2 separate regions of the Homo sapiens genome follow, and region 1 is linked to region 2. The links are chromatin loops, found by intact Hi-C in ENCODE. Cell type or tissue: mammary epithelial cell. All regions are shown on one strand. Each heading gives the region's core, and the rest is flanking DNA. Links, peaks and the distances in the headings are about the cores only.

Region 1 (2,923 bases), core at 150-2,649, 85 kb after region 2:
ACAAAGCTAGTAGGTGGCAGACATGTTTATCTGCCACACTCTTATTAAACATTAAACTATCCTGCCAATCCCAAACCTATGTGACAGAAACTGAAAGTAAGAAATACCAGAAACCTGGATATGCTGCTGATCATGTAAAAGAATTAGGGAAGGGCATCAATTCTAAGAATTGTGTGATACAAATGATAGCTTCCTTGACTCACTTCCAACCTTTCCTTGAACTGAAAACATGGCATTCCATTCCTGAAGGAGAATGGGACACTACTATGCACTGGGAATGTAACTGTCCCCTCCCCTCTTTTAGTAGGATAACTTGCATTACTATTTGATGGTATTGACAGGATCTCAATATCTTCTCAATTTGGTCACTTTCTTTTTTTTTTTTTTTTTTTTTTGAGATGGAGTCCGGCTCTGTCGCTCAGGTTGGAGTGCAGTGGCACAATCTCAGCTCACCGCAACCTCCGCCTCCCAGGTTCAAGTGATTCTCATGTCTCAGCCTTCCGAGTAACTGGGATTACAGACTTACACCACCACGCCCAGCTAATTTTTGTATTTTCAGTAGAGACGGGGCTTCACCATGTTGGCCAGGGTGGTCTCAAATTCCTGGCCTCAAGTGATATTCCAACTTCGGCCTCCCAAAGTGCTGGGATTACAGGCGTCAGCAACAATGCCCGGCCTCAATTTGGTCACATTAAAAAAAAATGATATGGCCACGTGCAGTGGCTCACACCTGTAATCCCAGAGTTTTGGGAGGCAGAGGCAGGAGGATCTCTTGAGGCCAGGATTTTGAGACCAACCTAGGCAACACAGCAAGACTCCCTCTTTACAAAAAAAAAGAAACTTTAAAAAATTAGCCAGGCATGGTGGCACATGCCTGTAGTCTCGGCTACTGGGGAGGCTGAGGCAGGAGGATCACTTGAGCTCAGGAGTTCAAGGCAGCAGTGAGCTATGACTGTGCCACTGCACACCAACCTGGGTGACAGGGTGAGACTCTGTCTCTAAATAAACAAGCAAGCTACTACTTAGATCAGCCAGTTTAAGACTAACTAGGTTGGTTGGTAACATAAAAATGATTTCTTAATAGAATATCCAGTGACCCGAGCAACTTGCATAACTCCTACCAGTGAAACTAACCTTTAAAAAATGTTCTCAGTACATGAAATGTATTCATAAGATACTTCTAAAAATAACTCCCCACTGTAATTCCCTCCTTATGCATCTGGGCAGAGATGTCATATTTCCTTCACAAAGCTTCCTTTTATGTTGCAACAGTAAGAATCTCAATTTCAAGCTAAACCAGAACAATCTAGAACTATAAACTTTTTCATAAGACATGATTATTTGTATTAGTATGCTATATTTTATATAAATTGTCCACATGTGATGGGACATCCTTACGTTTTTAACTCAGAACTATTTTTAACTGGAAAACAAAGCAGCTGTAGTTTTAAATTCTGTCATCCTTCCCCCATCTTTTTTCTGCTAACACGTGGCTTTCCACAAAAGGGTCAGTGTGATCTTTGCAGATCAGAGATAAGGAATATAGCCACAATAAACTAGAGAAGGTTAAGCACGTTTTAAGTAATTCAGGAGTTTAAAACTTGTCATCTATGTATAAAACAAGCAAACAGTTATAAGTGGTTAAATAAACATGTACAAATTAATAGGATGGAGTTTGTAACTTCTACTTTTCCCTTCAACGAGTGTCATTTTGGCAGGCAGCCATATAATCTGCAATAATCTGTCATCACGAAGCACCACCCACTTCCTCTGCTTCACCCCCATCCAAGCTATGACTGGGATATTTCTGGACTGCTAATATAACATTCAGACAATCATAAAAGGCCTCTCAATGAAAGCTGAAATTAACATAATTTGTACTTTTAAGTTTTAAACATGCATAAATCTTAAGGAAAAAGAACGTGCTATATGACATCACATTTTAAAGATTATTTGACACTTAAAATTTCCTTTTTCATACATTAGAAAGAATAGCGCCCCCATTAGTAATATCCACTGCAATGCTTCTTAAATGAAAACATCCTATGCATAATTATAAGACTTAATTTACACATTTAACCTGCACAGTATTATGAGTTTGGATATGACAGTCACATGTTAGCCTATGCATTTTATTTAAACCTCATTCCAAGAGACTAGTGAAGTTGGTAAAGAAATTATTAAGGTAGCTTTCCTGATTTATAACATATTTTGCATTAACTTTTTAACATACAAATGATGACATGTCAAAAAAAAAGTATCTGTTTTCCTACTTAAACTAAATTCATTTTATGGACTATAGTAGTCACATAAATTGTTAATAACCGAATGGCCAACATGTTTTATTTTTATACTTTCATAAGTAGCTAACTCTATGTATTAAATTGATTTAAAAAGTTACAAAACAAAATAAATGTGACCAAACCCTCTGACTTTTCTGTCTCTAAATTTGGTATTACATTCAAGAAACAGCTCTGCTTTCTATACTATTTTCCCTTTCTGTGAATGAAGAAAAATAGGAGGCAGGCTTGTTACTTTTAAAGATCTCTAGGATGAATAGTGTGCCACTTGGAGTAGCTTGATTGTAAAATATTGTTTTAAAGTAATAATATCATCCATTAGCATAAACTGTATCCATTTAAGATGACCTTCAGTATATTTCAAGTTTTTTATTTAAAAGACTCTTCCGACAAAATATTGGTATTGTATTTCATGCTCAGCATTTACCTTAGTTATTCAGGAGAAAGAAAAAAATTAAATTTTTTTGAAAAATTGCCACTTTTATTTGTGGAATATCAAACTACAAATTAAATTAAATAGAGCACATGAATCCAATGACTTTTGAGGTTGATTACTCTCAGCTGGACTTTGAGCTAAGGCCATAAATATTTCACATGAAATTCAACAGAGTTTACTCATTTTT
Region 2 (2,923 bases), core at 322-2,821:
TACTTCCTATGGGATAAAGAATAACAATAATAATAATAATAACTTTACCTAACGAACATTCAAAGCTGGCTTCAAACCAGTAGTCTAACCTAAATTCTTAAACTCTATAATCAGGAAAAAATAAATTCCATTCAGTTACATTTGTATATATACTTTGTATTTCACTTCTCACTTGGTCTTTGTCTAAGTTGTGTCCTCTGCTTATAAGGCCCAAATCTCAGCTATTCTTACAGTCCAGCTAAATGTCACTTTTTTTTTTTTTTTTTTTTTTGAGACAAAGTCTTGCTCTGTCTCCCACGCTGGAGCGCAGTGGCGCCGATCTCGGTTCACTGCAAGCTCCGCCTCCCGGGTTCACGCCATTCTCCTGTCTCAGCCTCCCCAGTAGCTGGGACTACAGGCGCCCGCCACCACGCCCAGCTAATTTTTTTTTGTATTTTTAGTAGAGATGGGGTTTCACCATGTTAGCCAGGATGATCTCGATCTTCTGACCTCGTGATCCGCCCGCCTCAGCCTCCCAAAGTGCTGGGATTACAGGTGTGAGCCACCACGCCCGGCTAAATGTCACTTCTATAAAACCTACTATTTTCTCCCTTTGCATCAGTTTTCAACACACATAGTTAGTATTCTAAAACTGGATGGCAAGTGCTTCTTCAGAGAAGGGTAATTGTCTAAGTCCACATTTGGATTAATCATTGTAACCCCTGATATTTTAAAAAATAAAAACAGTGTTATTGAGATATAATTCACCTATCATACACTCTGCCCATTTAAAGTGTACAATTCAATGGTTTTTAGTATATTTAGTATTTAGCATTTTAGATATGTACAACCGTTACCAACCACAGTTATTTTTAGAACATTTTCATCACCATACATACACACACAAAACCATACCCTTTAGCTATTACCCCAGCCTCGCCCCACCCCATTCCCTCCATTCCTAAGAAATTTACTAACATACTTTCCATCTTTATAGATTTCCTTGTTCTGGGAATTTCATATAAACGGAATCATACAATATGTGGTCTTTCATGACTGGCATTTTTCACTCAGCATGTTTTCAAATCCAATGCATAGCATGAATCAGTATTTCTTTTTATTGCCAAATAATATTCCATTATATGGATATGTCACATTTTATCCATTTATCAGGTGATGGACATTTGGACTGCTTTAACTTTTGGCCATTATGGATAGTGCTACTAGAATTATTCATGTATAAGTTTTTAGGCGGATATATGTTTTCATTTTTCTTGAGCATATGCCTATGAGTGGAAATGCTGGGCCCTACGGCTTCTTTAAGTAGCAGATATTCCATAAAAATCTGATGAAATCACCTTCCCTGTTCCATTTCAATCTTATAATTAAAATGACCATTCAAATTAATCCTTTCCCCAAAAGATAAACAAGAATATTTTTTCTTCTAAGAGGATAAGATGAAATAACAGGCATAAAATAAGTTTTTCCCTCTTCCTTAACCTCCTGCAACCTCAGGTATTACATTTATAGTGAGAATGTAGAACTGCGCCAAGAATGTAGTATTTCAGGTTTTAGGCCCTTGGGCCAAATAAACAATCCAACTAGCACGGAGTAGAAGATTTCATCAGAGATGTGCAATTGAAATAATTTTCTTCGCAAACACTTCTTTATTCTAAGAAATGGAAACCTTCTAACAATGGTAATCAAGTAAATTATTTCTCACAAGACATTCTAACTTACTATAAGAAAGAACACTGGTGGCGCATGCCTGTAATCCCAGCTACTTGGGAGGCTGAGGCATGAGAATCACTTAAGCCCAGGAGGCAGAGGTTGCAGTGAGCCGAGTTACACCACTGCACTCCAGCCTGGGTGACAGAGCAAGACTCCATCTCAAAAAAAAAAAAAAAAAGAAAGAAAGAAAGAAAGAAAGAACACTTGATAGAGAGTAGAAATATATATTTTTAAAATAATTTTCCCTTTCCCAGAAACTTCAAGAAAGATGATTCATTGAAGATCTTAGTTGTGTTTCAATGTTTTTTTCAACAATAATGTTCTTCTCAACAATGTTTTTCTCTGGCAGCACTATCCTGGAGCCAGTGAATTCGAAAACTCCACAATATTTCAGTATTAATAAAGTAAATAAGAATTAGAATGTTTCATACTGGAAAGAATTTTAAAGATACACCATTTCAACTCCTTTTTTTCTTTTTATACTCAATCTCAGAAAAGTTAAGCATCACATCACACCTCTGTGGCAGCATTATCCCCAAATTAAAATCCCAGACTTCTGGCCAGGTGCAGTGGCTCATGCCTGTAATCCTAGCACTTTGGGAGACCGAGGTGGGAGGGTTGCTTGAGTCCAGGAGTTTGAGAACAGCCTGGGTAACACAGTGAGACCCCCGTCTCTATGAAATAAAATACAAAAAAATTAGCTGGGCATGGTAGCACGTGCCTGTAGTCCCAGCTACTTGGGGCTTGAGGTGGGAGGATTGCTTGAGCCCAGGAAGCTGAGGCTATAGTGAGCCGAGATTGTGCCACTGCACTCCAACCTAGGTGACAAAGTAAGAACTTGTCTGGAAAAAAAAAAATCCAGGACTTCTGATTTTCCATTACAGAAATTTATTCTCCTGAACCATGCTGCCCTAAGTCATACTTTACTATTTTGGAGGGTAATCAAGAAAATTTTAAATTTAATGTAAGATTGAACTTCTGTTACTATTCCTCCCAAGGATCTCAGGACATTTAAAGATATGGTGCTAGATTCAGTTCTTACGAGGACTGCAGAGTAAACAAATTTGAGGGCCTCTTTAAGAAAAAAATAGGGCCAGCGCGGTGGCTCATGCCTGTAATCCCAGCACTTTGGGAGGCTGAGGCAAGCAGATCACAAGGTCAGGAGATCCAGACCATCCTCGCTAACACGGTGAAACCCCATCTCTACTAAAAA

The links. Peaks named below come from ENCODE experiments on the same cell type or tissue, not always from the same donor. Only the 100,000 strongest peaks of a DNase experiment are listed, where the experiment ranks them.
Region 1: a loop joins it to region 2, with 2.9 times the contacts of the local background. A loop is called at or near these places in 2 of 110 quality-filtered maps.

The regions. Positions count from the first base shown.
Region 1 is chr12:118,355,923-118,358,845 of GRCh38, forward strand. The region is part of intron 1 of TAOK3 (TAO kinase 3); the gene reads right to left. Among named protein-coding and RNA genes, the nearest start is that of TAOK3, 16 kb to the right of the region's middle. In mammary epithelial cell, for the core only: no CTCF peak of the experiment used is centred there; DNase peaks (open chromatin) are centred at 1,129 and 1,729; H3K27ac peaks cover 2,355 bases.
Region 2 is chr12:118,270,421-118,273,343 of GRCh38, forward strand. All of the region lies in intron 1 of TAOK3 (TAO kinase 3), which reads right to left. Among named protein-coding and RNA genes, the nearest start is that of TAOK3, 100 kb to the right of the region's middle. In mammary epithelial cell, for the core only: no CTCF peak of the experiment used is centred there; a DNase peak (open chromatin) is centred at 1,561; H3K4me3 peaks cover 295 bases; H3K27ac peaks cover 2,066 bases.